Regions from separate parts of the Mus musculus genome. Here regions 2, 3, 4 and 5 are each linked to region 1. Evidence: chromatin loops called from intact Hi-C (ENCODE). Cell type or tissue: heart. All regions are shown on one strand. Region 1 holds the start of Gm32287 (a long non-coding RNA gene). Region 2 has its middle 14 kb from the start of Gm33033. Region 3 overlaps Gm32845 (a long non-coding RNA gene). Region 4 holds the start of Cebpb (CCAAT/enhancer binding protein (C/EBP), beta). Region 5 has its middle 2.5 kb from the start of Gm32685.

What was found. A loop is a pair of places that touch in the nucleus more often than their neighbours do. Peaks named below come from ENCODE experiments on the same cell type or tissue, not always from the same donor. Only the 100,000 strongest peaks of a DNase experiment are listed, where the experiment ranks them.
Region 2: a loop joins it to region 1, with 2.1 times the contacts of the local background. A loop is called at or near these places in 8 of 42 quality-filtered maps.
Region 3: it touches region 1 in a loop (7-fold over the local background); 5 of 42 quality-filtered maps call a loop at or near these places.
Region 4: it touches region 1 in a loop (3-fold over the local background); 16 of 42 quality-filtered maps call a loop at or near these places.
Region 5: it touches region 1 in a loop (2.9-fold over the local background); 8 of 42 quality-filtered maps call a loop at or near these places.

The regions. Positions count from the first base shown.
Region 1 is chr2:167,775,640-167,780,639 of GRCm38, forward strand. Gm32287 (a long non-coding RNA gene) reads right to left here and starts at 2,288. Exons shown (of 7, transcript XR_003954117.1): 1 at 2,027-2,288. It overlaps Gm14321 (predicted gene 14321), which reads left to right and starts at 1,852. Exons shown (of 2, transcript NR_166468.1): 1 at 1,852-2,027. In heart, no CTCF peak of the experiment used is centred here; DNase peaks (open chromatin) are centred at 2,052, 2,282, 2,842, 3,292 and 2 weaker places; H3K4me3 peaks cover 1,581 bases; H3K27ac peaks cover 3,408 bases.
Region 2 is chr2:167,889,521-167,894,520 of GRCm38, forward strand. No RefSeq gene overlaps it. Among named protein-coding and RNA genes, the nearest start is that of Gm33033, 14 kb to the left of the region's middle. In heart, CTCF peaks have their summits at 2,643 and 2,868; a DNase peak (open chromatin) is centred at 2,591; H3K27ac peaks cover 1,936 bases; H3K27me3 peaks cover 817 bases.
Region 3 is chr2:167,857,605-167,862,604 of GRCm38, forward strand. It overlaps Gm32845 (a long non-coding RNA gene), which reads left to right. Exons shown (of 8, transcript XR_375289.3): 6 at 738-1,418; 7 at 4,674-4,744. Gm33033 (a long non-coding RNA gene) reads right to left here. Exons shown (of 2, transcript XR_003954119.1): 2 at 696-5,000. Among named protein-coding and RNA genes, the nearest start is that of Gm32845, 12 kb to the left of the region's middle. In heart, a CTCF peak has its summit at 2,962; a DNase peak (open chromatin) is centred at 3,067; H3K27ac peaks cover 4,234 bases.
Region 4 is chr2:167,686,949-167,691,948 of GRCm38, forward strand. Cebpb (CCAAT/enhancer binding protein (C/EBP), beta) reads left to right here and starts at 1,967. Exons shown (of 1, transcript NM_009883.4): 1 at 1,967-3,484. The coding sequence starts at 2,074. The coding sequence ends at 2,964. A530013C23Rik (RIKEN cDNA A530013C23 gene) reads left to right here and starts at 3,811. Exons shown (of 2, transcript NR_110334.1): 1 at 3,811-3,852. In heart, CTCF peaks have their summits at 1,726 (motif pointing right) and 1,932; DNase peaks (open chromatin) are centred at 2,103, 3,073, 3,703, 4,193 and 2 weaker places; H3K4me3 peaks cover 3,237 bases; H3K27ac peaks cover 1,928 bases; H3K27me3 peaks cover 1,516 bases.
Region 5 is chr2:167,831,074-167,836,073 of GRCm38, forward strand. No RefSeq gene overlaps it. Among named protein-coding and RNA genes, the nearest start is that of Gm32685, 2.5 kb to the right of the region's middle. In heart, a CTCF peak has its summit at 2,719; DNase peaks (open chromatin) are centred at 218, 787, 2,738 and 3,698; H3K4me3 peaks cover 538 bases; H3K27ac peaks cover 2,870 bases.

The sequences.
Region 1 (5,000 bases):
CATGTTTCCTCAGGCACGACCAACTTTCTGGGTTTGAGACACTTTCAAGACACTTTCTCACCAAGTTGGCCAGCAATACCCAGAGATCTTCCTCAGCACGGGGGTTATGTAATCGCACAGCCACACGCACTGCCACAAGTACTGTTGTGCTCCACTCTTTACATGGGTTCTGAGTACCAAACTCAGGTCCTCTTGCTTGTGTGGCAAGCACCATCTACACACACACACACACACACACACACACACACACACACACACACTGCATGAACGCACAGGCGGGTAAAATATCCATAAACAAAAAATAAAAATAAATCTGGAAAAAAACATTTTAAAGGACTAAAGGGAAAATATTAAAAGAAAAAATTCTGAAGGGAAACGGAGGGTCTCGTCAGGAAAATGGAGAGTCTCCTCAGCCCTCAGCAGGAACAGTGTGGGGAGGGGGGATTTGGCTCTCTACAATTTTCATGGTTCCCAGCACCTTGTGACTGTGTCCAAACTCAGGTTCCTGTTCCGTTCCCAGCTTCTCTCACCTCAACCCAGCTAAATGATATTCTTCTCCCATGATTCCCTTTGCTGCCCGGCCCCGCTGCCCACCCGTCCCCACTGCCAGGAGCATCCTTCTATGCCCTCACCCACCCCCCCACCCCCCAGCCCTTTCTGTTCTTGCTCAATTCAGCTGTGCTTGAACTAGGCCTTAGAGAAGTAAGTGGACCCGGGGAGGGCCCAGCTCAGCTCTCTCCTCTTGGCCCCTGGCCTCTGCAGCCAGGGGAAGGGCTGAGGTGGAGGCCAGAGGCCGCTCACGTGGGCTGTGTGACTTCAGGCATCACCTGAGCCTTTTCTGGTCCCTGGCTTCTCTGTTCTTTTGCTTCTGTTGGTCTGGCGACAATGTCTCGGGAGAGATGTGTCCGTGGCTCTTCACCCAGTTGTGCCAGGCCAGCTCGAGGCGGCTTTGAGCGGACGCCAGTGAACGCCAGCCTGGGTCTTGAAGCCGTCCTTCCCAAGCTGACTTTTCAGCTCTGAGCTCTCTTGTCCGCGCGCAATCAAGGCAACTTACTCAACCACTCTGGGCGAGTTTCCTCCCATGTGAAAGTGCCTACCCCTTGGGGCACTGTGTAAACCACACTTGGTGTGCCCAGCAAGTGGGCAGAACAGCACCTGCTGTTAGAAACAGTGTGGCCGACCTGCTGTGTGGCGGACTGTCCTGGGTTGGCCTGAACCTCTGTGAGGTCTGGTCGTGGCAATGGGTTGAAAGTATGAAGTTGTTGAAAACTAACCACTGGCCTGGAGCAGGGCCCACAGGTGGGATTTTTGTTCTCCTTAAGCTTTTAAATACAGAATTTACTTAAGTCAAAGTCACTGAGCCAAGTCGGATCCACCCGCAGCGACGGGGATCCTGCCCCATCCTCTCCGCAGACAAATACCACTGGTTTTAATCCTATTTAACAAACTAATGAGATGTGAAAGAAAGTTGTGGGCTTGGGGACATGGACATCAACCCAAGGGCAGTGGAGACTTACATCCTAATCAGATGCTATGGAAGATAGGGATTGTAGGCAAGCCTTGCTCCAGGACCCTCAGCCTCTTCTAAAGTGAATGGGCTAGCTCTTATCTGTCTGTGCAACTCTAGTGTTAACTTTGGATAGAACCCATCCCTGCTGTTATTTATTAAGTGCCTCCTGTATGCAAACTCATGCTCATCTGCCCCCACCCCCTTCCTCCATCCTCTCCTCCCTCCATCCCAGCAGGGACTCACCACACTTCCCAAGGGAGGACAGTACTGGGGCTTTGCCCACAGAGGAGGAAGTGGGGGTTGGGTCGGCTGCTGACGCAGCTGTGACGTCAGAGCCGGCCACAGGCGGCGGCCAGCCCGCGCTGCTGGTACCCCGTGTGCCTGCTGGCCGTGGGCCCCCCGGCTCCCACCCCTTAACCCCTTCCCGGCTTCCCTTTCCCAGACGGCCATCCCCCAGCTGGCCTGGCCCACAAGATTCCCAGATTTCACAACCCGGGCTGGCGCTGACTCACGTACAGTAAGTTCGGGGAGAGAAACTCCCGGCTGCCTGGCGTCCCGTCCTGGGACAAGCCGGCCGCCAAGCCTGCTCTCCTCACAGACACTGCGTGGCTGGGATCTTCCCGCAGGGCTACTGCCCCACAGGGGAGCATGAACTGTGCCAGAATTCAAGGGGCCATCCATGAGATCCTGGTGGCCACGTGCTCAGCCGTGGCCTGCGGCCAGATTGCTGGTGGCCTGGAGTCATCCCCAACTCTAAGGCTAAGCTGTGGTGTCCTTACTGGGAAAGGGGGTTGGTTGGTCACAAGACCAGCATCCTGGGTCGTGGCAGGGACTGGGCGTGATGATTGCGAGCGAAGCAGAGCACAGGAAGTGGGGGTAAATATTATTGTTGTGACGTCACCTAATGACTCCAGAGCCCTGGAGAGGCCGTCCCACCTGGGGTACCATCTTCCAGGACAACAGGCCTCAGGAAGTGAGCCACTTTAACTTAGTTCGCCCTGTCTCCATTTAATCCGTGCGCACTAATTGAACATCACGGTGTTCCACAAGCACACGACTGGGTTCCAGAGACAGCAGTGCGTGAAGAAGGAAGCGTTACAGTTGATTATGGAGAAAGTGTGGGGGGGGCAGGCTCACTCCGTAGCCTAGGTTTGCCTCCCACTCAGGACCCTTAGCCTCCGTCTCTCCAGGGCAGGGACTCCAGGTGTGCACCCCCATACCTGGGCAGCAGAAGCAGGAAGCTTGAGAGCATATTTGTGATTGGCTGGCTCTGTTTGGCTGGCAGACAACACAGGTGGATGATGGGAGCTGAGGGTCCTGGGAGATCTAGATTGAGAGAGGAAGCCAGCGTATGCCTGAGGACAGGACCCAGGCAGTGAGACCCTGGCCTGCTGGAGGCACCTCTGAGACATCTAGCAGGGACGAGGGTGGCAGGCACCCAAGCCTCAGCCTGCCTTGCTGGGAGTGGATGACACCTGACCAGGGAGGGCCCTGCTTTTTCCCACTGACCTGGTGCCCACAGAGACAGTGGCGCTCGCTCCGTTCCATCTCCAAAGCCAGGGTGCTCAAGGACTTTGGGTCAAGGAGTGTAGGGGATCCTGGGGTTCATGACAGCTTTCCCAGCCTTCTGGGAGTCAGAGCATTTAGAGTTTGATTTATCACTGAGTTTAAGGGTGCCCTACTGCGGGATGGGCACAGCGCAGCTTTCTGGAGGAACAGGAGAGGCAGGGCCTCTGGCTTTGCTGTCTGTCTCCAACCCAGGGAGAGATGAAACACTGGAGCAAAGGGGACCGGGTGTGCTGCCCACGAGCATGAGCGCCGTGAGGAGGCCCGTGAGTAGGGACGTGCGGAGCCACAGGGGAGGGTATGCTCAGCCTGGCTGAGGCCTCACAAGGGGACAGCACAAGGCTTAATCAGCGTCCCTGAAAATGTTTTGTGTGTTTGTTTTTTTATATCAAGGTATATGTATTTGTGTAATTAGGATATGTGAATTGTGTGGGAGTGTGTGCCTGCCGTGGAACATGTGTGAAGGTTAAAGGTCAACTTATTCAGGCTGTTTCTTTCTTGCCACGTGGGTTTCAGGGATGAAATTGGGGTTAGTTGTCCTTGGTGGCAGGATACTTTACCCATTGCACCTTCTTACTGTGTGTGTGTGCATGTTGGTGTATAAGAGTGTGTGTCTGTGTCTATGTGTATGTATGTCTGTGTGTCTGTGAACATGTGTGTTTGTGTCTGTGTCTCTCTGAATATGTTTGTGTATCTATGTCTCTGTGTATGTGTGTGTGAGTGTGAGTGTGTATGTTTGTGTATCTGTGTGTGTGTGTCTGTGTCTCTCTGTGTATGTTTGTGTATCTGTGTCTCTGTGTATGTGTCTGTGTTTGTCTGTGTATGTTTGTGTGTCTGTGTGTGAGTGAGTGTGTGTCTGTGTCTCTGCATATGTTTGCTTGTCTGTGTGAGTGTGTCTCTGTGTATGTGTCTGTGAGTGTGGGTTTGTGTCTCTGTGTGTGTGTTTGTGAGTGTGTGTCTGTGAGTGTGTGTGTCTGTGTGTCTATGTAGGGGGTATGTAATGCTCACGAGTGTGCTATGCAGTTTTGCGTGGGTACATAAACATATGAGTATTCCTGTGGAGGTCACAGGTCACCCTCTGGTGTCTTCCTAGATCCCCCTTCACCTCTTTTTTTGGGGTACCTTTGGGATGCTGTCTCTTACTGGCCTGGAGCTCACCAACTAGGCAAGGCTGCCTGGTGGGCTAGCCTCATGCATTCACTGCTTGCACTTCTCTAACACTGGAGTTAGACCATCATGCCTGGATTTAATGTGTGTGCTGGGGACTCAACTCGGGTCCTCGGGTGCATGGGAAGCACTTTGCTGATGGAGCCATCACCTCAAGCCTCCTGAGAACACTTGAAAAACATTTATTTATTCCCACAAGAAGCCATTGGTGCCCCCTTTAGCCATGATTTCAAGGTACCCATGAGGTGGCTATGGACTTGCGTCTCACTACAGCTTAATGCAGCAGAAGCCTGGAGAAGCAGTGGGGTCACATGGTGTCTACCGATACAAGTGGGACGGCTGGCAATGGGAGGTGTAGAGGCCCCAGCTGAGGAAGAACACACCTTGGGTATCTTGGCTGAACACAGAGCTAGAACTCAAACCTTGTTTTGTTCTGGGGTCTCGGGGCTGCTGGGAGGCCCAAGCTGGAAGGCTCTCTAGGAGAGAGCTGGCCTGGGGTTGAACCAGACCCTGACACCCCCTCCAGCCTGGGTAATTATCTGAAGTGTGGGCAGCTCCCACTTCCTGCCCCTTTCATCCCAGCTCCGGGGCTGCAGGCAGCAATTAACCTCCCCAGCGCCCCTCTGAAGTAGGTTCTGGAGGCAGACATGTTATTAAACCCATTTTTACAGCTAGGTAAACTGAGGCAAAGACCACTGCAGCTGGAGCCTGCGGTTCCCCGTGACTCAGCAGCTGTATTTGCTCCTGCTTTTCTGTC
Region 2 (5,000 bases), 110 kb after region 1:
AACACACACACACACACACACACACACACACACACACACACACACACACACAAACATGCGCGCGGGCGCGCCTCAGGAGCCTGGCTTGGAGGAAGAAAACAACACTATCTTGTTTTCCTGTGGTCGCAGCGGAAGGGATGAAACAAGAAATTTTTTCCCTCTCTCACGTTTGATGTGTTTTCCTAATGTCCTCCAGAAGCAGTTTCTATTGAAATGGGAACTTCAATCACAGCGGATCCAGCAACGAATGGGCCATGGCCTCCCTTTCTGTCGCTGTTCCCACACGGGGGCCAGAAGTGGTGGGTCCCTTCAGAGTGATGAAGGAGATGGGGAGGCAGTGCTGGGGCATGGGGCTTGGTGCTAGACAGTCACAAGCTGACCCCAGAGCTTTGGGGTGTTCTGATACCACCCCACAAAAAGCCTGCTGAGACCATTTGAGAGCAAAGTCCTCAGCTGGGCCTCCCTGGTCACCATCCCTGCCCCCAGGTGTCTGGATGTGCTTTGTTGGCTTTCTGTGCAACCCTGTCAAAGGCGACATTATGAAGTGCCCAGTGGTCCCAAGGGAGCTGAATAGAGGAGCCCCCTGGTGATAGAGCCAGCCTCTGTCTCGCTTCTCCATTTACGCCTTTGCCCTGTGATTTCTGCCATGTTTTGAAGCATGCAGATGGGACCTCGTGACTTTGGACTTTCCTTCCTGTAGAACTGTGGGCCAAGATAACCCACAGTTACTTAACAGCTACCAGGCCTCCAGGATTTTGTCACAGCAATGGAAAATGGAAAAGGCAGCCTGTGACACAGAAGGAAAACAGGCTCCAACATTTAAGAGTTCGCCCGTGACAGCTGACAGATAGAATCGGAGTGGAACGCCGTTTGGTTCTATCTTTGTCTCTGGTTTTCTTCTCATGTCCGAGGGACTGCACGATGGCCTTCTGGAGGACAGGAATTGGATACTGGCCTTCACCGTGACCCGAGGACGTGGCCTAGGGTTTGGTAGACAAAAAGAACCCATGAGGACAGTGTGGGGACCAAACTGACGGGTAGATGACGGGTGAGAGAGTGGATGAAGGATGGATTGATGAAGGATGGGCAGATAGGGGAAGGGCAGATGGTTGATGGGCGGGGGTGTGTGTGTGTGTGTATGTGTGTGTATAGTGAGTGGGTAGATGGTGTGTGGGTGGTGGAAGGGTGAGTGGATAGTGGGTGATGGATGAGTGGGTGGGTAGATGTGTGGATGATGGGTGGGGGTGGATGATGGGTGGGGGGTGTTGGGTGGGTGGGGGTGGGGAGGTAGATGGTGGGTAGGTGGGTGAGTAGGTGGAAGGACAGGTGAATGACAGATTAGTAGACAATAGAAGGGTGGGACACCCATGACAAGTAGAAGAAACCATTGCTGAGTGGCAGAGGAGAACACGTCTGTCCCTGGCGACTGTCCCTGTGTCCTGGGGAAGTCTGTGGTCCGGCAGCTCTCAGCAGCAGCAGGCTCCAGTTGTGAGCTGTCTTCCCGGAGTTTTAATTTCTTAATGAACTCCCATTAAACATTAGGAAACTCACATGAAAGTGTTTATAGATTTTCTTGCAAAACTGAATCAGAAACAATGATCTTGGCCCCAGGGGACCCCCACTCCCCATCTCCCAGGCACCAGTGTTCTCCTCATAACAAAACCATAGGGGAAATGAAACTCTGCTTCTAAACCTGGCTTTCATCAAAAGTGGGAAACTGAGTCAGGCGTGGGGCTCACACCTGGAATTCCAACATGCAGGAAGCTGGAAGACTTTGAGGACAGCCTCTGCTACACAGTGAGATCCTGACTCAAAACACCAAAACGACAACACGAGGAAATGACAGCAGGGGCCTGCAAGAGAGCTCAGTGGTTAAGGGGCTTGCTGCCAAATCTGACTGCGTGAGTTCTATCCCCAGAGCCCATATGGGAAAAGAGAGAACCGGTTCCATACAACTGTCCTCTGACCTCTACATACACAATAAACAGATGTAAAAAGAAAAGAAGACTAACAATAAGGGTGTGTTTTGTATGAGTGGAGGAGGTGATTAAAGTGAGAGGCATGAATGAATGCTGCGTGTTTCTCTGCTGGCCACGGGGCATAGTGGTCAGGGGCGCAGACACTGAAGCTGGGTGGGCAGGTTCCGAACCTCTCTGAGCTTCCACCCTCTGTTATCACCATGGTGTCTGGCGCCCATCCTTGCCTCGCAGGCCACTGGTCTGTCCTTGTGTGTGAAGCAGAGCCAGAGTTGAATTCTGTCCCCTACGTGACCTGTGCAAAAGAAATTCTCATCTGCGGGGGCATGCGCTGCCCTCCCACGGGGCACACGGGAAAGTCTAGAGACGGCTTGGACTCTATTTCAGTGGGAAGAGCTACCACTGTTAAACTCCCTGCTGGGTGCAGGACAGCCCCATCCCCAGAGAAAGATGACGGCCTCAGGAAAGCATGTCCCCAGCTGAGCTGGGCCACACAGCTCTGCAACCCTGAAGTCCCTGTAGGGAAGTGAAGGCCGAAGGAGCTGCCCATGTGTGACAGGAGATAGTCGCTCTGCCCCGAGCCACCCCAGCTAGCAGAGACTCTGCCTGGAGGGAGTCTGTTCCTGGCCCTACTCACCAGGCAAGGAACGTGTCTCCAGCGCCTCTCAGTGGCCAGGACCTTGAACTACAGATATTTCCGGCGGAGGGTACAGAGTGGGACCCCTCTCGGTTCACCAAGGCTGTTCCTCAGGCAGAAGGGTCACAGTGGGTAATGGCAGAAGTAGCAAAGAAATATGGATATGGAGTTGAGCCCTCTGTCACTCAGCAGCCATGAGACCTTAGGTGAAACCTTTCTCCTCTGAGCTTCGGTTTGCCCATCTGTAAAATGGAGCTGGAGCGGGTGGTTGGTCTTGTTGGCAGGATCTTCTTAAGATCGCATGGAGGGCCGGGCGTGGTGGCGCACGCCTTTAATTCCAGTACTCGGGAGGCAGAGGCAGGCGGATTTCTGAGTTCGAGGCCAGCCTGGTTTACAGAGTGAGTTCCAGGACAGCCAGGGCTATACCGAGAAACCCTGTCTCGAAACAAAAACAAAAAAACCCAAACAAACAAACAAAAAGACCCCGTGGAGGGTGGTGTGGATCAGATGCTGTGTTCGTCAGACGGCGTGCAGGGTGGTGTGGATCAGATGCTGTGTTCGTCAGACCCCGTGGAGGGTGGTGTGGATCAGATGCTGTGTTCGTCAGGGCGACTTGTCGTGGTCCATCTTGCTATGTCCTCAAGGATGACCTTGGACTTCTGACTTTCCTGTTACACCACTAAAAATCCTTAAACAGACAATAAATAAGTTTAGTGCAAAGGCACACTTAGAGAAGAGAGGGTGAACCGCCATGGCCCGTGAGGGTTCTGTCTTTGTTTCATACATATGCTTAAAACATGTACATTGCTAACATATGTGATGCCAAACTCTGCACTCCCTCAGCCCTAGTAAAGACCCCCCCAGCCCCGAGTAAACACACACCTGTCATGTCAGCCCTTGGGCTACAGAGCAAGCTCCTGTCTTAAAATAAACATTTAAGAAGCAATCCTGCCAAGCCGTCAGAAATACAACTGTTCGCTAGAAGTAGAGAAATAGGGAAAACAAACGAATAAACAAAACACTCGCCTCTCTACAGAAAAGCAAGGCAAATGGCCCACACATGCATCTCTTAGAGAGTATGTTTTCAAATTTATTTGGCCGGGAAGGGGCATGTGCAGGCCATGGTGTGTGTGTGTGTGTGTGTGTGTGTGTGTGTGTGTGTTGTCAAATGAGTCTGTTCTCTCCTTCCACCATACAGGTCCAGGGAATCGAACTCAAGTCATCAGGCTTGGTGGCAAGCTGCTTCACCCGTTGAGCCGCCTCACTGATCCTGGACACGCACTTTAAAACTCAAGCCCTAACATAAAATGATGAGTGCTCCAGGCTAGACCTTGTGGACAGTTATGTCCTCTACTGGCCAGGTGGAGATAGAGCCTGACTGTAGTGGGCCCGGGCTCCAGGCAGGAAAAACCAGGGCCTCCCTGGCATCTGGGCTGAATGTCTCTGAGTAGGTTCAACCTTAAACATTTAGACAATCATTGTGGAAGTTTCAAAAGCCTGTGTCCTGTGACGGACAGCAGAGTCTCTAGGAGTGCATCAGAGGGAACAGAGCAGTGGCTTGAGCGCACAGGCGATAATTGTGTGGTGTTTATTAGCTACAAAGCTTAGAAACAGCTATGGCCAGGCACCCATCGAGGTTCAAGTTTATGTTCGCACTGTGGAATGTGTGAAGCACGTTTTCCTGGTGTTGGTCTGGAGGGATCACCAAGGTGCATTGTTAAGAGGGGGAAAAAGAAAACAAACTTGCTCAGAACAGGGTGTGGAGCAACAGGGAGGACAGGAATCTGCTCACGTGCCTAGCACCTACCTCCTGGCTCTCTCAGCAACAATCCCTGAGACACAGTGACCACGAGGGTTTGCAGGAGGGGAGGTGGAGGAGAGGTACCGGGTCTGGCAGTCAGCAGACGCAGAGAACAACCCACTCTCTTTAGGCAGCCGAGTCCTAGCCCTCTAACTCAGTCTAGGGTAGAGTTGTGACTCTACACGTAGGAGCCATGCACTACAAAGTCAACACCCCCCCACCCTGGTCTCAGTTTCCTATTACAACATTTTCCCATATGTGTTCATTTCTTAGCTGATTTATTTTAAGATTAAAAGATTACGCCAGGCATGGTGGTGCATGCCTTTAATCCCAGCACTCAGGAGGCAGAGGCAAGAGGATCTCTGTGAGTTCGAGGTCAGTCTGGTCTACAAATCGGCAGGTTCCAGCACAGCCAGGGCTGTTGCACAGAGAAACCTTGTCTGGAAAAACCAGAAGAAGAAGAAAAAAACAATTTTAAAGAAATGACATTCTTTTATTTATTTATTTATTTGTGTGTATGTATGTATGCACACTCACACCACAGCATGTTTGTGAAGGTCAGCTTGCAGAAGCAGTCTCTTTCTAC
Region 3 (5,000 bases), 82 kb after region 1:
CAGAGAAAGTAACGGTGTGAGCCCAGCAGTTCTCCACGGGAAGCAGGCTGCAGGCAGATGGATCAGCCAGGGCAAAGGCCCTAGGGTAGTGTCTCAGGGTTTTACTGCTGTGAACAGACACCATGAGCAAGGCAAGTCTTATAAAAGGCGACATTTCATTGAGCCTGGCTTACAAGTTCAGAGGTTCAGTCCAGTATCATCAAGGTGGGAGCATGGCAGCATCCAGACAGGAATGGTGCAGGAAGAGCTGAGAGTTCTACATCTTCATCTGAAGGCTGCTAGCAGAATACTGGCTTCCAGGCAACTAGGATGAGGGTCTTAAAGCTCACGATCACAGTGACACACCTACTCCAATAAGGACACACCTTCTAATAGTGCCAGTCCCTGGGTCGAGCATGTACAAACCACCACAGGTAGGAACAGGTGTGGCACAGGCCATCCTTAGCTAGGTGGCCAGAGAGGCCAGCATTATACCCAGGTTCGTGACCCCAGTGCTTTGGGGTTGGGGTGGGGGAGGGGACAATTATTTACTCAAGCTTCTCTGGAAAAACATGATGTCAAGGGCGACCGACAGTAAATCTGGACTTGTCCTAGGAAACAATGGGGAGTAGAGACAGGGACAAGTCAGCTGGCCAGAGGGCTGGGGCGCAGCGGATCATAAGGAATTTATTAAAAATCTGTGCAGCAAAAGAGGCTTCTGGTCGACTTCAAAACGATGTTTATTGTGGTGTCTCCAGCACAGGCATCAGAATGAGAAGCTGGAGGCAGCTCTCTGGGCAGTCGTAGGCTGGAGAACTCTTTGGAAAACCTACACGCTCATCCATTCATTTCCTCAGACCTACCATGTGTCTGTGGAGAGTGACATGGCTGCCGCTGCCTCCCGTGACAACAACCACACCACACACACAAACGTCACAGACTTCCGTGCTGGAACAGCGCTTCCACATCAGGGAGAGGGGTGCCAGGATGCTTCCCGGCCTGCAGAAGAGGGAGTGAGATGATGGCTGAGCCTGGCTTCCTTCTGCTCCCCCCTCTTTTTATATTGTCATAGGGAGGGGCTCAAAAGCAGCAACAAAGTGTAGAGGAGATGGAGTCGGGTCCTGGAGAACCATGTGTCTGACTGACGGAGAAAGAACTTGACAACTTCATTAGCAGGAAGGAAAAGCAGAGCCTGGGGCAGAAGGAGGCTTGGCTCGCACAGGACATCTCCAGACCCTTAACGGGTCCAAACAATATTGGCAGGTGAAGGCATCCTAGGATAAAGCTATAGGAAGGCCCCCGCTTTGCTTTCGTGAAAAATGCAAATGAAAGCCACAGGAAGATCAAATCCACGGCTCCGTAGGAAACGTAGGAAACGGTGCTGGCTGAGCAAGCACAAGGACCTGCGTTCAAATATCCAGAACCTACATTAACAGAAGGTATGGTCACTCCCTTGCCTCTAACCCTGATGCCATGGGGAGTGGGGACAGGAGGATCCCTGGGGCTTCCTGGCCACCAACCTAACTCTAGGCTCAGTGAGTGACCCTGTCTTAAAGGAAACACAGCAGAGGGAGTGAGAGCAGGGCACACAGGTCCTCCTCATCTCTCTATGAGGTGTGCACAGGCGAAGCTGCACACAAATGCTCCCATACAACACACACACACCTGCCCACACATATACACATATATACATTCACTCACACATACACACATGTATACCCCTAAACACACACATACATATATGCTCACATACAGACACTCACATATACATATACATACACATGCACACACACACATACATACACACACATAAACACACGGGTGCACACACGTTACTAAGCCACATTTCCATGAAAGCTGTAGAGTATGTTTCTGGGTTGCCCAGTTTATCCTCTGGGACTTGTCTGTTTCTCTGGGACTTGTCTGTTTCTCTCGTGCTTCAAATAAGAACTAGACACAGGAAGGAAGTGTGCAGGATAGGACGGATCATCACACTGAGACCTGGGCCCCCTGGAGAGCATGGCTCTGTCTGTCCTCCTAGGGTCTACTCCTTTTTCACCCCCCAAAACTCACCCCGACAGACTTGGGACACAAAGCCGCTGGCTATGTGAGACCCAAGTCTGAACCTGATGCTACCTCACCACCAGGCAGCTTCAGCTTCCTGATGATGTCATCAGGGGCCTCAGCGCTCTTCAGCGGAGCCACGGCTGCTTCAGAAACACGTGGGGATGTGAGCGAGAGACGCTGCATTTTTCAAAGCACGCATTTGGAGGCTGGAGAGATGGCTCAGCAGTTAAAAGTGCTTCTAGCTCTTCCAGAGGTCCCAAGTACCATTCCCAGAATCCAGATCAGGAGACTCACTACTGCCTGTAACTCTTTACGGGGTGGGGGTGGGGAATCTGTACTCACACTTGCACACACACACACACACATACACACACACACACACACACACACACGTGTGTGTGTGACTTAAAAACAAGGCCTTTCTAAAAACCCCACTTACTTAGCCTATGGCAGGCTGAGACCAGAGGCTGGACTTGGGATGTCCCATTCAGCAGGACCCTGTTTGGAGTTTGGAAAGGGCTCCCTTCTGCCTGGGACCGTTGAGGCCTGCACAGATGGCCAATGGCCAATGGCCATCTGAGCCCTGTCACTATGACCTCAGTTTCTCCTAGCTCAGCTGGCCATCCTCTCCTGGAGAAGCAAGGCTTTGACAGGCAATGGTTTAAACCCATGCTTGCCAGGCCTTCAGACACCAGCCAGCCGCTTGGTGAACTGCCTAGCCTGCCTCATTTCTTACACAGAACAGAGGCTCAGAGAAGCTGTGTGACTTGCCTAATGCCACACAGCCAGGACTGGACCCTGTGAGATCCATTCTCTGGGCCTGGCAGCAGCAGGAGCTGTTTGTGTAGCTGGGGGTCCAAGGAAGAGAAAGAAAAAGCCAGCAGCCTGCAGCTCCACTTACAGGCAAGGCAGCCACTGAGCACTGTCCTCTTCAGGGCAGGCTGAGGCTGAGGTGGAGGACCAGCCACTGCTGGGGGACCAGGAACCTAGCTCTTCTGCCTGCCCGGCAGCAGCAACAGCAGCAGCAGTGTCCATGGCTGCCCGCCAGGCCCTGCCTGACGTCAGGCTCTGACCAGACCAGGGACATAATGTGCTGGCGTCAGGACAAAGACTGAGTGCAGCAGAGGCAAGGTGGGGCCATCCAGAGAACCGGGGATGGAGGGGGCAGAAGAGACAGGCTGAGAGGAAGGAACATGGAGAGAGAAGAGGGAGGCAGAGAGGGTGTGGATAATGGGGTGGGCGGGGAGACAGAGGAAGAATCAGACCGAGACCACAGGCAATACAACAGAGAAAGCTAGGCGGACATGGAAAAGAGAGCCAGGGCCAGAGTAGAGGACTCCAGTCCTCCACTCTACTTAGCTGTGTCCTGGTGACCGGTGGCTTACCTCTGGGAGCCTGGGAGCATTGCCCAGACCTGGAGATGACAGTGTCAAAGCCTCTCATCTGGTCAAGAGAGAGAGCCCCAGTCATGATGCGGAAGGGGACATTATGGAAAAGGCTTTGGCTGGCCCTGTATACAGCAGGGGATTAATAAAGTACAGGCTGTGGGGAGAGAGGGAGATGACAGTGGCCTCTTGGGAATGAGGTGCCTTCTGCAGCCTTGCTGCCCAGCACTGGAGAGCCCTCTTCTGACAATGAGGCTTTAACATGAGGCCATGGTGCAGACCTTCGCCTGGCTGACCTGGTTTGGGGCACACAACTCCTTGTTTATGGGCCTAAGAAGGCCATAGTCTCAGGGCCACCACGTCACCAAAGCCAAGCAAGGCCAGGCCTGGTCACTTCTGGCCTTCCAGCCACAGAACACTTATACATCTTAATTATCAAATTCAGGAGGGCTGAGGGCTAAGCTAGCTCCCCCTGAGGGACCAAACCTGTGTTCTCTGTGGGTGCAGGGACCCCCAAGGGTCCCAGGGGCACTCACCTCTCCGATGCTTTCACACTGTCCCAGAAGCCTTTGCCCTCTCTTCTCCCTCCTCCTCCTCTTCATCCTCAGAATCGAGCACCTACTGTATACTAAGCGAGCTACTAGTATGCAGTTCTGCAGACAACTGCCCAAGGGGGAAGCAGAGACAGTGTCCCCTGAACAGGTAACAGTTCTGTTTTCTGAACAGCTTGAGTATCACCTGTGTCCCACTGTGTACCATGACGATGTCACCACGTACATGGCCATAGTTTTGTCAGAGCTGATCCTCCTGCCCCCTCCAAAGACCTTTGGTTGTCTGAAAACATCTCCACCATGGAGATGTTCTGGCAACTCAAGGGCACAGACCAAGTCACACATAATACCCTACTATGCACAGGATAACCCAGCACGGAGAACCCTCCAGCCCCCAACACTGGAGTGGCAAGGTTAAGGACTAAGCTGGGAGGTAAGAGGCACGTGTATGCATGACCACGTGGAAGCTGAAGGTCAGCCTGGGTGCCCTTCCTAAGGTTTCGTCCACACTGTTCACTGAGACAGGGTCTCTCACCTGTCTGGACTGTGCCAAGCAGGCTAAGCGGCTACTGCTAAGTCCCATGATCCTCCTGTCTCCGCCTCTCTAGTGCTTAGCTTTACATGGAGGCCCTCAGCAAGCGCCTCACCTCTGACCCATCTCCTCAGCTGTTTCTTTGTCATCTGTCATCAGGCGTTTCTGGATGCTGGGGACGTGGAGAATGGCCTGACCTGTTCTCAGAAGAGGAATGACCTTGTCCATCAGTGAGTCTCCCACACTTAGAAATGTCCCTGATATGATGTAGAGCCTGGTATATGTTCGTTATTTGATAAAAAAAAAATCAGAAATGGTGCTGTGGAACGGATATGTCTCTGATCGCACAGATGCTAACGGCAACATCAGTATCTGAACTGGGAGCTGGCCCTATAATTAATTGGCACCTAACGTGAGTGACGCTGGACAGCCCCACCCCAATGTAGCAGAACTCCATGCTCCACGGAGAGCCAGACATTCACCCTT
Region 4 (5,000 bases), 89 kb before region 1:
TTATCAGGGGGATCAAACGAGTATAAAATATGGCTCAGAGACAGCAGAGGGCCGGCTAAGGTCACACAGCAGATGCTCGCGGTACTGAATAACCCTCCCCAGGTCTTGCTGTGTCTCCCCAGAACCCTGAAATGTTGGCAGGAAGCTAAGGCACAGAGCCAGTTTGCCCCAAGGCCACACCCAGCCAAAACAACGAGAGTAAAGAGAGAAGTTGGGCCATGGAGATGGCTCAGTGGTTTAAGGTAGTTACTACCAAGCCTGAAGACCTGAGTTCAATACCCAGGACCCATCTGCCAGGAGAGACCTGTGACAGTCAGCGAACCCCAAGTTCTGACCTTCACATGCAAGTTGTGGTGCACAGTAGATAGATAGATAGACAGACAGACAGACAGACAGATAGATAGACAGATCCCTCCCTGGAGGGGCTGACATGGGGGTGGGCAGCAGGGACAGAAGGATGACAGGCCAGGTGAGATGGGCTTTCAGGTCAGGAGTGTTGGGGGCCAGGGACCCAGGACTGGGCTCCTGGAGCAGGGTTGAGGGAACAGATAGTGTGCTCACTCTCTGCCTTCCTGGAGCCCAGTCTGAGGGGAAACTGAGGGAAAGAATACGTGCGTGCATGGCGACCTACAGGCAGGGAAGAATAGTCACCAGTGTTGGAGAAGGGAGGGCCCGTTAGTGAAGCCCCAACGTCCCACTTTACAGCCAGGCCTGGCTGGGTGGCCCTGGGGATGTCACCACGCCTCTCTGGGCCCTGATCCCTTCCTGGCCCAGAGGCTGCTGGGAAGGCCAGAAAGCCGCAGGCAGGCAGGGCTAGCGTCTTACCCTTTCCCTCCCTGCCCCCCACCCCCAAGGGCACAGGGAGATGTCATTTCTCCAGCTCTTGGGGGCGGAGGTCACCCCAGCTCAGCAGATAACACCGAAGGTTGAGCAACACCCCGCCAGCTTGCCGGGGCCAGGGCTGGGGTCAATGGGTCGGGGGTCAGCCCCTGACAGGTTGGCAGCTCCTGCTTGAGTGGCCCACCTAGGAGTGGCAGAAGGGTGGGCCCCAAGAGTTGCCCTGGGCGTCCTCAAAAGGGTCTCACCGGAGAGAGGCTGGTGATCCCAGCCCATTCAAGTGCACGGGGTGGAGGGGTTGCCTCCCCAGCTTGCAGGGTGACCGCTGGGTCCTTATGGCTGGAGTGGGGTCTACCATGCTCCCACCGCAATCACCTGAGAAGCCTCTGGGCAGGGCTGTGCAGGTCTTAGGAAGGCATCGTACTTCTCGGGGGTCCGTTTGTCTCTGATGACACCACTACTAACAATACCAACACTGTCCACGGAGGGAACTCAGAAGCAAAGTGACTCACCCAGACACAGTGTGGCAGAACCCCCAGCCCTGCCACCTTCATGGAGAGGCGCAGGGAGTGGCGTAGGCAGGTGCGGTAGGCGGGCCATACATAGGGTGGAGGGCTGGGATCCAGGACAGCGAGCATCCCCGGGGTGGGCGTGCACCTGGAGAGTTCTGCTTCCCAGGAGTTGGGGGGGGGGTCCCAGAGGTGTGGGCAGCACCTGGGTGGGAGGACATGCACCCCGTGGAAGGCTGCTTCCAGGGAATTGGGGCCCGGGGACAGCGGGCAGGATCCGAGGGTTGGGGTCGTGTAGCTGGAGGAACGATCTGTTTCCCAAGAGTTGGGGGTCCGGGACAGCGGACCGGAGCCGGGACGAGCCACCGCGTCCTCCAGCAGGGGGCGGGCGGCGGCCGCGCTCCTCCGTGTTCCCGAGGGGCGGGAAGGGGGCGGGCTGGCGTCACCCGCGTCCGTGGCCATCGCGGGGCTGGCGGGACGCCCGGGTCACCGCTCAGCCTCCCGCGCGAGGACCCCCGCCGCGCCCCACTCCCCGCCGCGCCCTCTCGCGCTCCCGTGGCCGGGCAATGACGCGCACCGACCGGGTGGCGGGGCGGCGGGAGGGGCCCCAGCGTGACGCAGCCCGTTGCCAGGCGCCGCCTTATAAACCTCCCGCTCGGCCGCCGCCGCGCCGAGTCCGAGCCGCGCACGGGACCGGGACGCAGCGGAGCCCGCGGGCCCCGCGTTCATGCACCGCCTGCTGGCCTGGGACGCAGCATGCCTCCCGCCGCCGCCCGCCGCCTTTAGACCCATGGAAGTGGCCAACTTCTACTACGAGCCCGACTGCCTGGCCTACGGGGCCAAGGCGGCCCGCGCCGCGCCGCGCGCCCCCGCCGCCGAGCCGGCCATTGGCGAGCACGAGCGCGCCATCGACTTCAGCCCCTACCTGGAGCCGCTCGCGCCCGCCGCGGACTTCGCCGCGCCCGCGCCCGCGCACCACGACTTCCTCTCCGACCTCTTCGCCGACGACTACGGCGCCAAGCCGAGCAAGAAGCCGGCCGACTACGGTTACGTGAGCCTCGGCCGCGCGGGCGCCAAGGCCGCGCCGCCCGCCTGCTTCCCGCCGCCGCCTCCCGCCGCGCTCAAGGCGGAGCCGGGCTTCGAACCCGCGGACTGCAAGCGCGCGGACGACGCGCCCGCCATGGCGGCCGGTTTCCCGTTCGCCCTGCGCGCCTACCTGGGCTACCAGGCGACGCCGAGCGGCAGCAGCGGCAGCCTGTCCACGTCGTCGTCGTCCAGCCCGCCCGGCACGCCGAGCCCCGCCGACGCCAAGGCCGCGCCCGCCGCCTGCTTCGCGGGGCCGCCGGCCGCGCCCGCCAAGGCCAAGGCCAAGAAGACGGTGGACAAGCTGAGCGACGAGTACAAGATGCGGCGCGAGCGCAACAACATCGCGGTGCGCAAGAGCCGCGACAAGGCCAAGATGCGCAACCTGGAGACGCAGCACAAGGTGCTGGAGCTGACGGCGGAGAACGAGCGGCTGCAGAAGAAGGTGGAGCAGCTGTCGCGAGAGCTCAGCACCCTGCGGAACTTGTTCAAGCAGCTGCCCGAGCCGCTGCTGGCCTCGGCGGGCCACTGCTAGCGCGGCGCGGGTGGCGTGGGGGGCGCCGCGGCCACCCTGGGCACCGTGCGCCCTGCCCCGCGCGCTCCGGCCCCGCGCGCGCGCCCGGACCACCGTGCGTGCCCTGCGCGCACCTGCACCTGCACCGAGGGGACACCGCGGGCACACCGCGGGCACCGCGCGCACGCACCTGCACAGCGCACCGGGTTTCGGGACTTGATGCAATCCGGATCAAACGTGGCTGAGCGCGTGTGGACACGGGACTGACGCAACACACGTGTAACTGTCAGCCGGGCCCTGAGTAATCACTTAAAGATGTTCCTGCGGGGTTGTTGATGTTTTTGGTTTTGTTTTTGTTTTTTGTTTTGTTTTGTTTTTTTTTTTGGTCTTATTATTTTTTTTGTATTATATAAAAAAGTTCTATTTCTATGAGAAAAGAGGCGTATGTATATTTTGAGAACCTTTTCCGTTTCGAGCATTAAAGTGAAGACATTTTAATAAACTTTTTTGGAGAATGTTTAAAAGCCTTTTGGGGGCAGTAGTTGGCTTTTGAAAAAAAATTTTTTTTCTTCCCTCCCGACTTTGGATTTATGCGAGATTTTGTTTTTGTGTTTCTGGTGTGTAGGGGGCTGCGGGTTATTTTTGGGTTGTGTGTGGCGGTGGGTGGGGGTGTCGCATCTGGGCTTTTCTCTTCCCATGGCAGATGGGGTGTCAGCCCCTCCCCCCAGGAGAGGGGGCAGAGTGCCAGGTCAGGAATTCAGGGTGACTCAGCACCCACGGGTGCTGGGGGACTTGCTAGAAACCCTGCTTGGGACGGGCCGCCCTCGGCTTGGTTTGAGTGTCAGACTTGTGTTGAGAGGACTAGACATTCTGTAGGAAAGGCTAGTCCAGACAGCTGGGTCAGGGCAGGTGAGTTCTGTGTGTTTGGTGGTGTGGGGGAGACCGCACGCCTGTTTGGTGTCTGTGTCCCTGTGTAGCTGGAAGAGAGATTGGGCCGAGAGGAAGGTGAAGGGAACACTTCCTACTCTGCTTTCCCTTTCTCACTATTTTTTCTGCCCAGAGGGGACTAGGAGCCTCTCTTACTGCGCTCAGAGTGGCTGAGCCAGGACTTGAACGCAGGGCCAACACTCAGATTTGCCGGGGCAGCTCTGCTGCAGCCGGGCCGCATTAGTGAGAGTTGAGGGTGTCCAAGGAGTAGTGGATGTGCTGTGTCCCGCCGTGCCTGGCACGCCAGAACTGTTACATAAGCGTTTGTTCTTGTTATTATTTTTGATGGGAGGCTCCTGGCATTTGACTGTGTGAGTGTGGAGGCCAGCGTTCTGCAAGCCCTGGGCCTGCCTGCCTGCATCTCCTTCGTGCCTCGTGGAAGGTAGGCACTACTGTGCCTTTTGCTTTATGGATTTGGATAGCTTGTGGCTCTCAGGTCCCGATGAGCACCCTGCTGTGAGGGATTCTGGGTAACGGGTAACAGAGCAGTTTGCCAAAGGCCTAAGGGAGCCTGGGATTTTTAGGGGTGACCAGCGACTCTGGTTGGTGAATAGGGAATCTGTTTTCTTCCCTTACTCTTTGGGAACTTGGAGTGTTAAGCCTGGTGACCTGTCTCCCACTGTCACAGGGTGAGGCTCTCTCCGCCTGCTCAATGCTAAGGTGGTTCGTAGCCTGTACAGACCCTCAGACACTTGGCTTCCATTCAGCTTCCTTCTAGGCCTAGACAGATGGACAGACACTTGACCCGGTGGGCCCGGGAGCCAAGGTCAGTGAAACCTCATGGTCCAGTGTCTTGGTGGCTTCTGTCTACACCAAGTGACTGTTGGTCAGTTCCACTGCTCCAAGACTTAGAAGCCAAGCCTAGGCTGGACCTGGGAGATGAGGGAGGCTCAATCTTTCCAAGGATTCGAAGCATTAATGTACCTCTGCAGCCAGACTGGCCGGCATCCATTTCTCAGCATAAGTAACTTGGAAGTCACAGAAGTGCCACTCCCACTGGAGGTCCATCTCCAGCAAGTTTGGGGTGGGTTTGTAGTCCCTGTCCCTACTCCGAATCCTCCATCCTTCAT
Region 5 (5,000 bases), 55 kb after region 1:
CTGTGTTCTCAGTCGTCAGAAATGCTATGGTCAAAAAGCAAAGTGCTCCCAGGCCGTGCTCCCTCCAGGCCAGCGGTGGGACTGGGTCACAGCTCCCATGGCAGGGACAGATTGCTTCCTTCCTTTCTGTGAGGTGCCAAGCAGGTCCTAAACTGGCTGATGTCGGCAAGACTGCCGCCCACGGTGGGAGGAAGTGGGTAGGTGCCCAGGACAGCGCCAGCAGACATGCCCTGGGGCGGCCCAGTCAAGGATGACGTGCATATCGCACCGCTGTGATGAGCTGGGCCGAGTGCAGAGGTCAGGTCAAAGATGCACCAGAATCAGGGTGGGCGCTGGGGAGGTGCCCTGTGTCGCCGGTACTCAGGGTCACTCACAGTGCCCCGCAGAAGACAGGCAGACATCTCAGGAGGTGTGGTTGGGAAGGGCAGTGTGTGTGTGTGTGTGTGTGTGTGTGTGTGTGTGTGTGTGTGTGTGTGTGTACACTCAGGCAAAGGCACAGTACGATGGTTGAGTGTGTCTACATGTTTGGGCATGAGGTCTTTTTTGCTGGGGCGTGTTCGTGAGAAACTGGGTGTGTTTGTTTAATTGTGTGTGAATGTGAGTTTAGGTCTGGAGCTCTGGGTGGAAACGGGGGTATGTGGGGACAACATGTGTGTCCCTGCCTCGGGGGTCTACATGTGCAGCTGCTCCTGCACACATAAGCTGGACAGGCAGCCAGGTGATTACACCAATCAGCACCACATCCAGAAAGGCCCGGGAAGTGGGAGGGGCCAACACCTATTGGAGCACAGGTGACAGATGCTGACACTGGGTTGCCCTAACAGCATGGTGTGGCGTGGCATAGTGTGGTGTGGCCTGGCGTGGCGTGGTGTGGTGACCCTGTTACTGTCTTACTAGAAGCTTCCACAAGGGCTCAATCCTGGGGCAGTTGGAGGCTGACTCTTTTTGGTTTTTGGTTTTTCGAGACAGGGTTTCTCTGTGTAGCCCTGGCTGTCCTGGAACTCACTTTGTAGACCAGGCTGGCCTCGAACTCAGAAATCTGCCTGCCTCTGCCTCCCGAGTGCTGGGATTAAAGGCATGTGCCACCACGCTCAGCCGGAGGCTGACTCTTTTTTTTTTTTTTTTTTTTAAAGATTTATTTATTTATTCTATGTAAGTACACTGTAGCTGTCTTCAGACACTCCAGAAGAGGGAGTCAGATCTCGTTAGGGATGGTTGTGAGCCACCATGTGGTTGCTGGGATTTGAACTCCTGACCTTCGGAAGAGCAGTCGGGTGCTCTTACCCACTGAGCCATCTCACCAGCCCGAGGCTGACTCTTAATTCAGTCAGTGATAACAGCAATATTCATTCATGCCTTCATTCATTCACACATTCATTTGTTCACACATTCATTCATTCATTCATTCACACACTCTTTCATCCATTCACATAGTCATTCATTTGTTCATTCATTTATTCGTTCACACACTTTCATCTGTTCACGTATTCATTCATGCACTCATTCATTTGTTCACTCACTCATTCACTCACACACTCATTCATTCATTCACACATTCATTTGCACACTAGTTCATTCACTCACACACTCATTCGTTCATCCACACATTCATTTATTCACACTCATTCATTTGTTCACCCATTCTTTCATTTTTGCTCACTCCTCATTCGCTCATTCACTAACACATTCAGTGAGTCATTCAAACATTCATTTATTCACATTGGTCTACTCAGTCACTTATCAGCTAACTAGCTAATTCACACATTCCATCATTCATCTGTACATGCATCCACTAACGTATTCTTTCTTATTCATTCACGAATTCCTTCGCCCACTTGCTCGTTCACCACTACTTACAAAGATGCTCTTATGTTCTCAACGATTCTTGGTGCCAGGGCTGCAGCCCAGAGTGAGATGGAGAGAAGTCCCTCTGACAGGATGCTCACACGATGCCGGGCCCGTGTGGGACCCCAGCATGGAGCAGGATAGTCTGGTGGTAAGTGCTGTCCATAAAGGCAAAGGTAGAGGTGAACTGAGAACAACAGGTTGGCCCCTGTTCTCAGGAGGATTGGCCAGCCTTGATCATAATGAGACGTTTAAGCAGAGGCTAACGGTGTCAGGGAGCCAAGTGTATCCTAGGGAGAGTGTCCTAGCCAAGATCATGGCAAGCGCAATGGCCCTGTGGTGAGCCCAGGTTTGTAGTTCAAGAAGAAACAAGGCCAGCTCAGAAGATGAAGCAAAAGGTGTGGCTGGAGAGTCTGGACACATGATACTGAGGGTCTGAGGGGCAGGAGGGGGGTGCAGGGGGGACCAGGGGGTTCTTCTCTAGTTCACCTGTTGAGCAGAGCGGCTGCGTCACTCTGCAGCTGGGTCCCAGCTGCCCGCCCGCCAAGAGTCTGACTTCTTGGCAGCTCTCAACGAAGCCCCAGCAGAGCCAGGCTGGCTGTGGGGGCTCTGGGTCTTTCGGGTCCCTCCTGGTCCCCTTGTCCTGAGAGGTGGTAGGAGGTAGGTGATCCAGTGAAAGGATCAATACTGTCCAAGCTCCACAGGCTGCGTGTGCGGCCCCAGAGGACAATGCAGCTTCTCCCTTCGCCTTTTTATGAGCTGTGAAGGAGCTTGTCTGCTTGCACAATCGCCCCTTAATTGCCGTTTCCTCTCAGTTATGTCATGGATCGGTCACTCACGTTATTAAACTTCCCGGCCTTATCGTCTGGAGCAGCGCCAGCTGCCGGCCTGACCTAGTTTCTCACCCGGTTTGAAAGCCCTCCCTCAGCCTTAGGACTTTTCCTAAGGAGAGGGCTCTGCCCAGCTCCACTGCTAAAAATAAATTAGACCAAGGAGGGGGGACTTCAAGGGCCCCACGGAAGTCTCGAGGCCAGAGCCAGTGGCCCCAGGGTGATGACTGGGCCCTCCCTGCCTAGAGGTTCCCTTTGGAAGCCTGTTCTGTTCTGGGGACCCAGGGTTGCCACACAGACAAACTGTGGCATAAGGGAACCCCAGATCCCTCTTTTCTTGCTTGTGGGTACAAAGAGCGACTTTGAAGAAAGGGAACCCTGGTTTGAAGTGAAGCCTATCTTTGCCTCTGGTCACTTGTCCATCCATCCATCCATCCATCCATCCATCCATCCATCTATCCATCCATCTATCCACTCACACCACAGACTCTGCCCAGTGCCCAGTGTTGACATGTCTGAGACAGCCATGGCCCAGTCCTACCCATGTAGAAATCTGGTGGCAGAGAGATTTTGAAGTGAAAGCGGTAAAACTGGCCCTGTGGCAGGGAAGCTGAGCTAAGAACCAGCACCCACACAATGAGAGGAACCAGGCTCAGCATGCAAGCCAGGAGGCTGCCAGTGGGCAGAAAGAGGAGAGATGCTGGCTCCCCGACTCCTTTGTGATGAGCTGATACCTGGGTAAGGTCTGCCCACTCCTCGCTCAGGCACCTTGGTTGCGGAGTCTAGTCCTGGGCCTCGTGGAAAGCGAGTGAATCAGAAGTTTAAGCACGACACACAAAGATCCCAAGAAGTGGTGTGAGGCAGGGTGGGCCAGTGCCTCTTCTGCTCACTCTTTGTTCTTCGTGTGAGAAGGGGATTGGGGGTGGTAACTCCACCTTGGCCAGACAGAGATGCTGGCCCTGTGCCCCAGGGCACATGGCTGCTGCCAGGGGCTGGGCCTCTGCCCACAGTTTTCCAGAAGTGACGCCCTCCTGGCCAAACAGGCCTGGGCAGCGGAGGCGGAAGTTTTCATTCGGCTTATGCTGTGCGTGAGGCTGTTTATCTAACTTGGCTGGAGGCTGAGTCCTGGCCCTGCAAATACTCTCTCAGTTATGACACAAACAGAACGTGTTCACAGAAGAAATATTTGAAAAATGCAAATTGGCAAAAAAAAAAAAAAAGATTTTAAGTGATGGCAAAAGAAAAGGCGTGCAGGGGGTAAGGGGCGGAGCAAGGAGAAGGGAGGGAGAGGGAGAGGGGGCCAGGAATCTAACAAACAAGGGCTGTCACCTGAAGTGCGCCACATAGCAACAAATCAGTCATAGGCTGAGATCCCAGGGCAGGCCCCTCCCCATGGTTTAAGCTCAACGGTGTATTCATTTTCTGTAGTCAAGATGAAGTACTGACTGAGAGAGCACGGCAAACCAGAGAGATAAGAGATGTGGCTCTGTGTGTGTGTGTGTGTGTGTGTGTGTGTGTGTGTGTGTGTGTGTGTGTGTGCAAGCACGCACGCTCCAGGGAGTATCTGAGCATGGTGGTTTGAATGAGAATGACCCCCATCGGCTCATGTGTTTGAGTATTTGTTCCCCAGTTGGTGGAACTGTTTGGGAAGAATTAGGAGTGACCTTGCTGGAGGAGGTGTGGCCTTGCTGGAGGAGGTGTGGCCTTGTTGGAGGAGGTGTGACCTTGTTGGAGGAGGTGTGGCCTTGCTGGAGGAGGTGTGGCTTTGCTGGAGGAGGTGTGGCCTTGCTGGAGGAGGTGTGGTCTTGCTGGAGGAGGTGTGTCACTGTTCACTGTATGCTCTCTCTGCCTTCTACTTGTGGATCCAGATGTGAGCTCTCAGCTGTTCTTGCCTCTGTGCCTTTCCTCTACTATATGAACATTAACCCTCGGAAACTAGCATGGCGTCTCTTTACAGCAGCCAAAAAGTAATAGAAGTTGGTACCATGTGTGGTGACAGGCCTGATCATGTTTTGGGGAGGGATGTGGAAGACTTTGGGACTTTGAACTTGGAAACTGGTTGAACACTGTAAGCAAAGCTTCATGGGTCACACCAGTGGGGGCTTGAAAGTCAATAGTGCCGAGAACAGTGTAGATCGTGGAGACCATTCACATATTTATGTGACTGCCTCCTTGCCCTAAGAATCTGCCTAAGGCTAAACCAGACTAGGACATTACTACCACAGCAGCAGCGGTGCCACCACAATTGTCTTAGGTGGTTCATCGCTGTGAAGAGACACCGTAACTGTGGCAACTCTTTTTTTTTTTTTTTGGAGACAGGGTTTC